Linked DNA regions of Homo sapiens: region 2 is linked to region 1. A link is a contact called in ENCODE Hi-C data. All regions are on one chromosome and are shown on one strand. The core of a region is the stretch at or near the end of the contact, and the rest is flanking DNA. Distances in the headings are between cores, read along the strand shown. Region 1 holds the start of PJA1 (praja ring finger ubiquitin ligase 1). Region 2 holds the start of UPRT (uracil phosphoribosyltransferase homolog).

Evidence for each region. Hi-C counts contacts between places; a loop is a spot of excess contacts on that map. Pooled maps may share reads with other maps.
Region 2: a loop to region 1 is called in a pooled map, with 20 times the contacts of the local background. The contact joins the promoter of UPRT here to the promoter of PJA1 in region 1. A Hi-C loop is called at or near these places in 8 of 50 pooled maps.

The regions. Positions count from the first base shown.
Region 1 is chrX:69,162,912-69,167,368 of GRCh38, forward strand. PJA1 (praja ring finger ubiquitin ligase 1) reads right to left here and starts at 2,542. Exons shown (of 2, transcript NM_001032396.4): 1 at 2,461-2,542; 2 at 1-229. The coding sequence starts at 162.
Region 2 is chrX:75,272,089-75,276,545 of GRCh38, forward strand. UPRT (uracil phosphoribosyltransferase homolog) reads left to right here and starts at 1,997. Exons shown (of 7, transcript NM_145052.4): 1 at 1,997-2,552. The coding sequence starts at 2,167. LOC124905200 (a long non-coding RNA gene) reads right to left here and starts at 1,948. Exons shown (of 4, transcript XR_007068269.1): 1 at 1,390-1,948. RefSeq lists enhancers at 1,888-1,937, 1,958-2,007, 2,168-2,377.

The sequences.
Region 1 (4,457 bases), core at 1,292-3,791:
GCTACCCGAAGCTCTGTACTCTCTTGGCGGATACCTGGAATAGTCCTCATTATCAATATTCAGGTTGGTTCCCGAACTCTCGCTGTCGTCCCAACTACGACGAGTAGTGGAAAATGGCGATCGGCTCCTCTTGGTGGTTTGACTGGGGGCTGATCTGTGCATTGGGACTTCGGAGTTCGTCTTTCTCTGGCTGGCAATCCTTTCCCGCTGGCTCGTGGGTGGCCTGAAACTGACATAAGCATGCCTTCTTCCATACCTCCTACCTGTATTGGACTGATACCCTCCTGTTGGATTGGGCCATACAGGCTTGCTAGATTCCTGACCCATCACTCTGACTTAGGAGGGTTTCCAATACAGCTGGGGCTCGGGTAGGAGGGCTCCTGCTCCCTGCACACGTTTTTGAGATGGGAAAGTAAAATCAGTTTAGAATAAAGGAGCAGGGAGATTTATTTTCACTTCAGCAGGCAGGTAACAGAAAGAATAAGGGGCCTTTAAAATTAGTTTCACTTTCTTCTAAGGCCTGGAGTAGCATTCCAGTGACTGTCAGGTGTAGACCTGGAACACATTTTTAATGTTGGCAAAATGATTACAAGACTGGGTTTGCAGGAAAGCCAGACTTAGAGGAGAATCTGACGGAAGGTTGGGGGGTGACTGGACGCTTGGAAGGTGGGTGAAGTACTGTGGAATTGTGCAACGTGGGGAAAGGAAAGACTGCTATAGTTTTTTTTATGGGGTGTCTGCATTTTTCTGAGTGCTGCAGACATACAGGAGAAATGCAAATTGGAATAGAGTGGAAAATACAGATCGCCGTGTGTGCACGAGTGCCTATGTGTCTGTCTATCAAGAGGAGAGGGACAGGTGGAAGGGGACCAGTAATCCTGCAACAGAGGGATGTTTACGTTTGTAGGGGGAAAGGGTATGAGTGTTAGAATGAGACCCATTCTGGATGTGGGTATGAAAATGACAGGCATGGGTGGGGTGGCTTTGGAGGAGAGGGGTGCGTGTATGTATGAGGAAAGGGAAGGTGTTTGTGTGTGTAGCTGTATGTGAGGCAGCTGAAACTACAGAAGGATGCCCATGTTTATGCGTATGTCACAGGCAGAGGAGTGTATGGTTGGCAATGGAGAGGAGTGTCTGAGAGTTTGTGTGTGTGTATGTTAGTCAAAATGGGAGGCAACAATGGAGAAATGTCAGTGTGAGCAAATGCAGCAGGCACAAATGGAAGCGGGGGTGGGGGGTGCGCAGCACTGGAGAGGGATGTGCTTGAGGTGGATGGAACAGAGGCAGGCAATCAAAGAATGATGCCTGCCTGTGTGGATATGGCAAGCAGGGAGGCAGGTTGTGTCCCCGTAGAAGGATTTATGTGAGTGCGAGTGTGTGCACCTCAGGGACCAGCAAAAGAGAGCTGTGTCTGACACACGTGGCAGACAGAGCAATAGAGGAGAGCATTTGAGAAGGGGGTATGAATGAGCACATGTGGCTACATATGTATGTCACTGGCCAGCGATAGAAGGATGTCCTTATGTGTGTATATGACAGGAAGGAAGAAGGAGGGCAGCCGGAGGGGGTGTGTGAATAGGCATGTGTTCGCGAGAGCACGCAGAGGCCGAGCAGGGAGGGGGCCGGTGCTAGAGGTGTGTATGTGGTAGGCGGATAGAGGAGGGGGAAGGCATGGGAGGGTGTGAGGGTGTGAGGGTGTGTGAGAGGGTGTGTGCTGCGTGTGCCTGCGCATGCGCGGGGGAGGGGAAGCACTGGAACCTTGAGGATGGAGGGGCAAGGAGGGGGCTGCAATGGAAGGCTTCTGTGCGGGGGCGCGTGCTCGCGACACACGGGGGGTGGGGGGTAGGGGGGACGCAATGTCATAAAAAGAGGTGGGAAAAGGCCATCAGCTCAAACGGGAGACCCCAACCGATGTGGCAGGGGAGAGGGAAAATGAAAGAAAAGGGCGTGCGTGGGTCTAGTTTTCCCTGAGAATAATTATTTTTTCCTTCCAATTTTTTCCCTGGGAACAGTATTTTTACCTAAAAATCTTAACCATTTACCATTTGGCAAAACAACAGCAAAATATGGGAAGAAAGGCCACGGAGTGCTCCGCAAAGGGGCCGAGGAGGGAAGAAGGAAGGAGAGGGGAGGAGAGGCAGGGAGAAGTGGGAGAGGGCCGCGACCACCACTGCCCTCCCAATAGCGATGAAAGCCACTCGAGTGGGGACCGCGCCACACCAAAGGGGTTCCGGCAGCGGAAGATGTGGCCCCAGAACAGGCCGATGGAGGACATGGGCCTCACTCTGCAGTCAGGTCCCGCGTCCGCCCCACCCCTTCCCGAGGGGCGAACCTGAAAAGCAGTTCCCAGGAACCCCCCAAAATCCTCGCCCCCGTGCCCGGCCACTCGCCCCGCGCCCGGCCACTCGCGCCACCGCCAGCGCCCGGATGAATCGAGGAAACAATCAGCCTTTCACTCACCAAGTCCAGAAAGCCACACGCTTTTCAGAGAAGCAGAGCTCTCGGATCTCCGACCGCCACGACCGCCAGAGCCGCTGCTCCCGGTCCCGAGCTCCTCCCCCGCCAGACAGCAGCGGGGCGGGCGGCGACTGCGGCGGCGGAAGTGATTGTGAAGTCAGCTGGAGCCCGCCTCCTTGATGTGGCGGGGGCGGCAGCTGCTCTCCACAAATCAGGGTGGGCCCGAAAGCATTATTTCATCTTAAATGATGAAATCGTCAAGGATACAGAAAAGGACAGCGAAAAATGTCACAAACACCCAGCTTTAACTAATGTTAAACATTTAGCTATATTGCCTTCTGGTTTTTTAATAAATAAAATAAAATCTGCAAATTCTTTCTGATTAAGTCCAATGTGAGAGTAATTACGTTACTACATCACATCCTATGTTACGTGTTATGGTTGTACCGAAAGTATTAAAACTGTGAAACCATATTTAGGGTTGCAGTAAGCTTAAATTTTTTTTAACCTGATGGTTAAAGCAAATTGAAGCTGTTTATGTTGAATTTGTTGCTGCTAATCACAAAACCAAGCTTCTCTGTCCAAGAGATCATAGGACACAACACAGGTTCATATTCTGTTATTGCATTGCAGTTAAAAATATTGTAGTTACGCCTTTTGGATTTATACCATTTTACTGAATTCTGAAGTCTTTAAATTGCGCTTTATAATGGAACTCTAGTATTTACAGCCAATGTAAACATTTCCCATGTTCACAACAGTAGCAAAGTTTTGTTCTTACTGGAAACAAAATGCATAATAGAACAAAAATCTTAGGGGTAACAACATAATAGAAATAAAATGTATAACTTTCAAACCATTAAAGTAATAATATGTGGAACAAAGAGAAAAACTCATTCTTAACAAAGGTCAAGAAATGTTGCTGGGGGGGTACAAAAAAAAGGATGCAAAAAGAAAACAAAAATGCAGGAATCCAAATATATCAGCATGCATTATGGGTTAACATCTCCTAATAAAAACCAAACTCTTATTTTGAGCATTTTGTTTTTAAAAGCTAAGTTATATTCTATTTATGTGAGTTTCACCTAAAGCAGAAATAGGAATAAAAAATATATGAGAGTAAAATACTAGCAGAAAAAAGGGAGAGAGGGAATGAGGGAAGGAAAGAAGCAAAAAAAAAAAAAAGGAAGGAAAGGAAGGAGGAAACAAACTCGTAACAATATCAATATCCTAAACATCGAGAACTCAAAGTAAAAAGAACTAAAGAGAACAAAACAGGTTGCTTTATTCACTGAGAAAGATATGACAAGCTGGTGGTGTGTGCCTGTAGTCCCAACTACTTAGGAGGCTGAAGCAGGAGGATTGTGTGAGCCCAGGAGGTTGAGGCTGAAGTGAGTGAAGATCACGCCACTGCACTCCAGCCTGGACAACCAAGCAAGATGCCATCTCAAAATGATGATGATAATAATAACAATAATAGAACTTCATTGGTGAGAAATCTGAAACTATCAAATTTTTTAATGGAGATACATTTTCATCTAGCAATTCTACTTCTAGTCAATTGCTCTATTGTGTGTTCTATTGAGACACACAAATGGAGAAAGATATGTGAATAGGAGTGTAGCAAGATAATGCAAACAACTTTAATTCTCCTCAACAAATAAATTGTTTAAATTTATTTAAACATGTTGCATGGTGGCTCATGTACAGACATGGTGGTTGACACCTGTAATCGCAGCACTTTGGGAGACCAAGGCAGGAGGATTGCTTGAGCCCAGGAGTTGAGACCAGCCTGGACAATATGGTGAAACCCCATCTCTACAAAAAAAACGTAAAAATTTCCCTGGCGCAATGGTACGTGCCTGTAGTCCCAGCTACTTGGGAGGCTGAGGTGGGAGAATCACTTGAGCCCAGGAGGTTGAGGCTGCAGTGAGCCAAGATTGCGCCACTGTGATCCAGCCTGGGCAATAGTCAGACCCTGTCTCAAAAAAAAAAAAAAA
Region 2 (4,457 bases), core at 747-3,246, 6.1 Mb after region 1:
TAAAAGTAGAACTACCATTTCATCCAGCAATCCCATTACTGGGTATCTACCCAGAGGAAAAGAAGTCATTATACAGAAAAGATAGTTGCACACGCATGTTTATAGCAGCATAATTCGCAATTGCAAAAACGTGGAACCAACCCAAATGTCCATCAATCAATGAGTGGATAAAGAAGCTGTGAGATATATATATATATACACATATATATGTGTATATATATGTGTATATATACATATATATGTATATATATATATACACATATATATATGTGTATATATATATATGTATATATATATGGAATACTACTCAGCCATAAAAAGGAATGAATTAATGGCTTTTGCAGCGACCTGGATGAGATTGGAGACTAATATTCTAAGTGAAGTAACTCAGGAATGGAAAACCAAACATTGTATGTTCTCACTCATAAGTGGGAGCTTAGCTATGATGGATACAAAGGCATATGAATGATACAATGAACTTTGGGGTCTTGGAGGAAAAGGGTGGGAAGGGCTTGAGAGATAAAAGACTACAAATAGGGTACAGTGTATACTGCTCGAGTGATGGATGCACCAAAATCTCTCAAATCACCACTAAAGAACTTACTCATCTAACCAAACAGCACCTGTTCCCCAATAACCTATGGAAATAAAAAAAAAATTATAAAAAAATCTGTATAGGCATGTTAAAAAAAGGAAGGACAGAAATACCATTCAACTCAGCAATCCCATTACTGGGTATATACCCAAAGGAACATAAATTATTGTTTTATTAAAGACACATGCACACATATGTTAACTCCAGCACTATTTACAATAACAAAGACATGGAATCAACCTAACTACCCATTAATGATAGAATGGATAAAGAAAATGTGGTACATATACACCATGGAATACTATGCAACCATAAAAAATAATGAGATCATGTCCTTTGCAGGGACATGGATGGAGCTGGAGCCTATTATCCTTAGCAAACTAACACAAGAACAGAAAACCAAATGCTGCATGTTCTCACTTATAAGTGGGAGCTAAATGATGAGAACACATGGACACATAGTGGGGAACAACACACACTGGAGCCTACTGCAGAGTGCATGGTGTGAGAAGGGAGAGGATCAGGAAAGACAACTAGTGGGTACTAGGCTTAATACCTGGGCGATGAAATAATCTTTACAACAAGCCCCCATGACAGAAGTTAACCTATGTAACAAACCTGCACATATATCCCTGAACTTAAAAGTTAAAAAAAAAAAAAGATTCTTGTATCCCATCTCGGATCTACAGAATCACAATCTCAAAAATGAGCCGTAAGAACCTGCATTTTAACAAGCTCTACAATTATTGTGGTACATACTGATGTTTGAAAAGTACTGCCCTAGACACTCTTACCTCAGGCCGTTATAGTGAGTCCATACACTTAAAAATAAGCGTCTTTCCAAGTACTTTAAAGATTCAAAATGATAGTGGATCTGAAATGCCGCCTGAGTCCCCATGACAACGTGTACACTGTGGGGCCCAACCAATAAAGATAAGAAAAGCTTTGGCGGTCAAGCATACTTGGGAAGCTGCAGTTTCTAGAACAGTCTAGTAGAGGACAGCCTCTTCAGCAGCCTGCTAGGCATTTTTTTACTTCTTCCTTCTGTTATGCAGACAAGCTAACTGAAGATGCGGTTACTGAGATATAATTTCTCTGCTAGGTCACAAAGTCTGAAAACATGGGCCTTACGTGTGTAACTGTGTATCATCACCTGCCACCCCCAGTTTTTCCTGGCTCTACTAATCACCCAAAGTTCTGAATGCAGAAGCCCCAGGGGCCCCCGGAAGATCCTTCAAGCTGGCATCCTTGGCCTCGCTGCGGGGGCTTAGCTACCTGTGGGAACCCACGTAGCAAGGGTGACTCAAAGGGTTAACAAGCAGTGGCGCCGCAGAGTGGCGGGGAGTGCAGCCAATAGGGTGTCTAGGCAGGCAGTACGTCTGGTGTGGGCGGGAGTGAGCCAAAGTGTGCTAAAGGAAACCAACAGCGGCCTAGGGGTGAAAGGACAGCCAGGGTTAGATGTTCTGAGGAGGCGGGAGCAACCGAGAGAGCACGTGAGCATCTGTCCTTTCTACCCGTTCCTCTTTATCTTTAGTGTTCAGTAGCAGCGGGGATAGCCCGGGGCCCGGTGTATGGCCACGGAGTTACAGTGTCCGGACTCCATGCCCTGTCACAACCAGCAAGTAAACTCTGCCTCAACCCCAAGTCCCGAGCAGCTGCGACCTGGCGATCTGATCCTGGACCACGCAGGGGGAAACAGAGCCTCCAGGGCCAAGGTGATTCTCCTCACGGGGTACGCCCATTCTAGCCTGCCGGCCGAGCTGGACTCTGGGGCCTGCGGCGGCTCCAGCCTCAACTCAGAGGGCAACAGTGGTAGTGGTGACAGTAGCAGCTATGACGCACCAGCTGGCAACTCCTTCCTAGAGGACTGCGAACTCTCCCGGCAGATCGGGGCGCAGCTTAAGCTGCTGCCTATGAATGATCAGATACGGGAGCTACAGACCATCATCCGTGACAAGTAAGCCAAGAGCGGAAGGGGAAAGGGAAGTGGAGGGTCTTGCAGGCTGTGGGCGGGGATTGGAAGTAAAAGGGCTAAGAGACAGTGTTCTTGGCCTTGGCAAACTTTGGAGATTGGGGTAAGACCTTTTATTTGGTGTGTGTGTGTGTGTGTGTGTGTGTGTGTGTGTGTGTGTGTCGTGTAACTCGAACGCCAACCTTCTCTTTCCAAGTTCCGGTGTCTAACATCACTTTGGGTGGGGAGGAAGACTTTAGGTAGCCTCTGGGCTCTTTGTCTCTCCCAGGAAAGACAACTCCTTGGCCATTCCAGGCAGGTAAACTCCCCTATACTATGTGGGCAGTGCTTGTCCACATGGTAAACCTATAACCCAGAAATGGTTACTATCCAAGGTTATGCACTACCACCAATCACCTCAGGTTCATAAATAGAAATAAAGCAATTTCAAGGAAATTCTATTCAGGCCCTGACCCTTTAGTATTTGCTACTGCAAACAAGGTCTTTTAGTCTTGGAGTTCAGGTTTACTTGATCACATGAAAGCTTATCGTCCAACTCTTATCATTTTTCACTGTAAACTCACAGAACATAGTTAATGGATCAAAGGGAGCCTAAAGGAGCCTTTGGCCCTTCCTAATCCCACAAACCAATGTAGCCAGAACTTCATGTTAAAATGTAATTTTGAAATTTCTAAACCTACGTTGTAAATGGGTTTTCTCCAGGGAAATATGTACCATGATGAACTACAGCTATTTTCTTTATTGGCAGCACTTTAAATGAGCAGCATATCAAAACACCCCTTTTTTAGTGGCAGGGGTTGGGGGGACATGCCTTGATCTTTTAAAAATGGCTACTGAATGACAGATGCCACTCCCTAAACCAGACTCTAGAAACCTTGTCTTACACTATTGTAATAATACTGTTTCTCTGCTTGCAGTTTTTCCTCTCTTCCACATGCACCCATACATTACTGTACAATCAATCTTCATAACATACATCTTTGATTCAGTAATTGCCCTACTCAGCAACCTTCTTTGGCTTCTCAGAGCCTACCAAATAAAGTCCAGGATCCTTAGCTTGATTGATATTTTTGAGACAGGATCTTTCTCTGTCACCCAGGCTGGAGTGCAGTGGTGAGATCACAGCTTACTGTACCCTCATACTTCTGGGCTCAAGTAATCCTCCTGCCTTAGCCTCCTGAGTAGCTGGGACTACAGGGACATGGCACTGCCCCCCGGCTAATTTTTTATTTTTTTGTAGAGATGGAGGTCTTGCTATATTGTCCACGATGGTCTTGAACTCCTGGCCTCAAGCAATCCTCGTGCCTCGGCCTCCTAAAATGTTGGGATTACAGGTGTGAGCCACCATGCCTGGCCCCCTTAGCTTGGGATGAAGGCCCTTCTTCATAGTTCCTAGGAACAATTCTGAAACATATCTGTTTCTGCTCTCATCTGGAATTCCCTGTGTCTCCTTTATGTACGTTCAGGATACTTATTCTTCAGGGTGAAACACAGCATTAAATAATTGTCCACCTCTGCCAAGAAGCTTCCCTTTAATCATTATTCCTGGCTTATCTTCCCTGGTCTTTTTAATGCAAGATTCACCTTCTTTTTCGTATATTGTTATTTTTGTATAGATCTTATCCTGCCTATGACATCTTGAAGGCAGAAATCTTTTACATTTTTGAATGCCGGCCATGCCTTGCAAATAATAGATGCTCAATTACTAGAGTTTTTTTGTAGCTCTTAAAATTATATTTATGAAACTATACTATTTTACTCTTTTTAATGAATCAATATTGAAAACTACTGTGGTTATGTTATCTAATAGACAAAATAGTGATCCTAAAAAATAGGAGGCATAGGTTTGCTGTAGTTGTGGTAGGGTAGGGGCAGCCAAAATAAATCTTA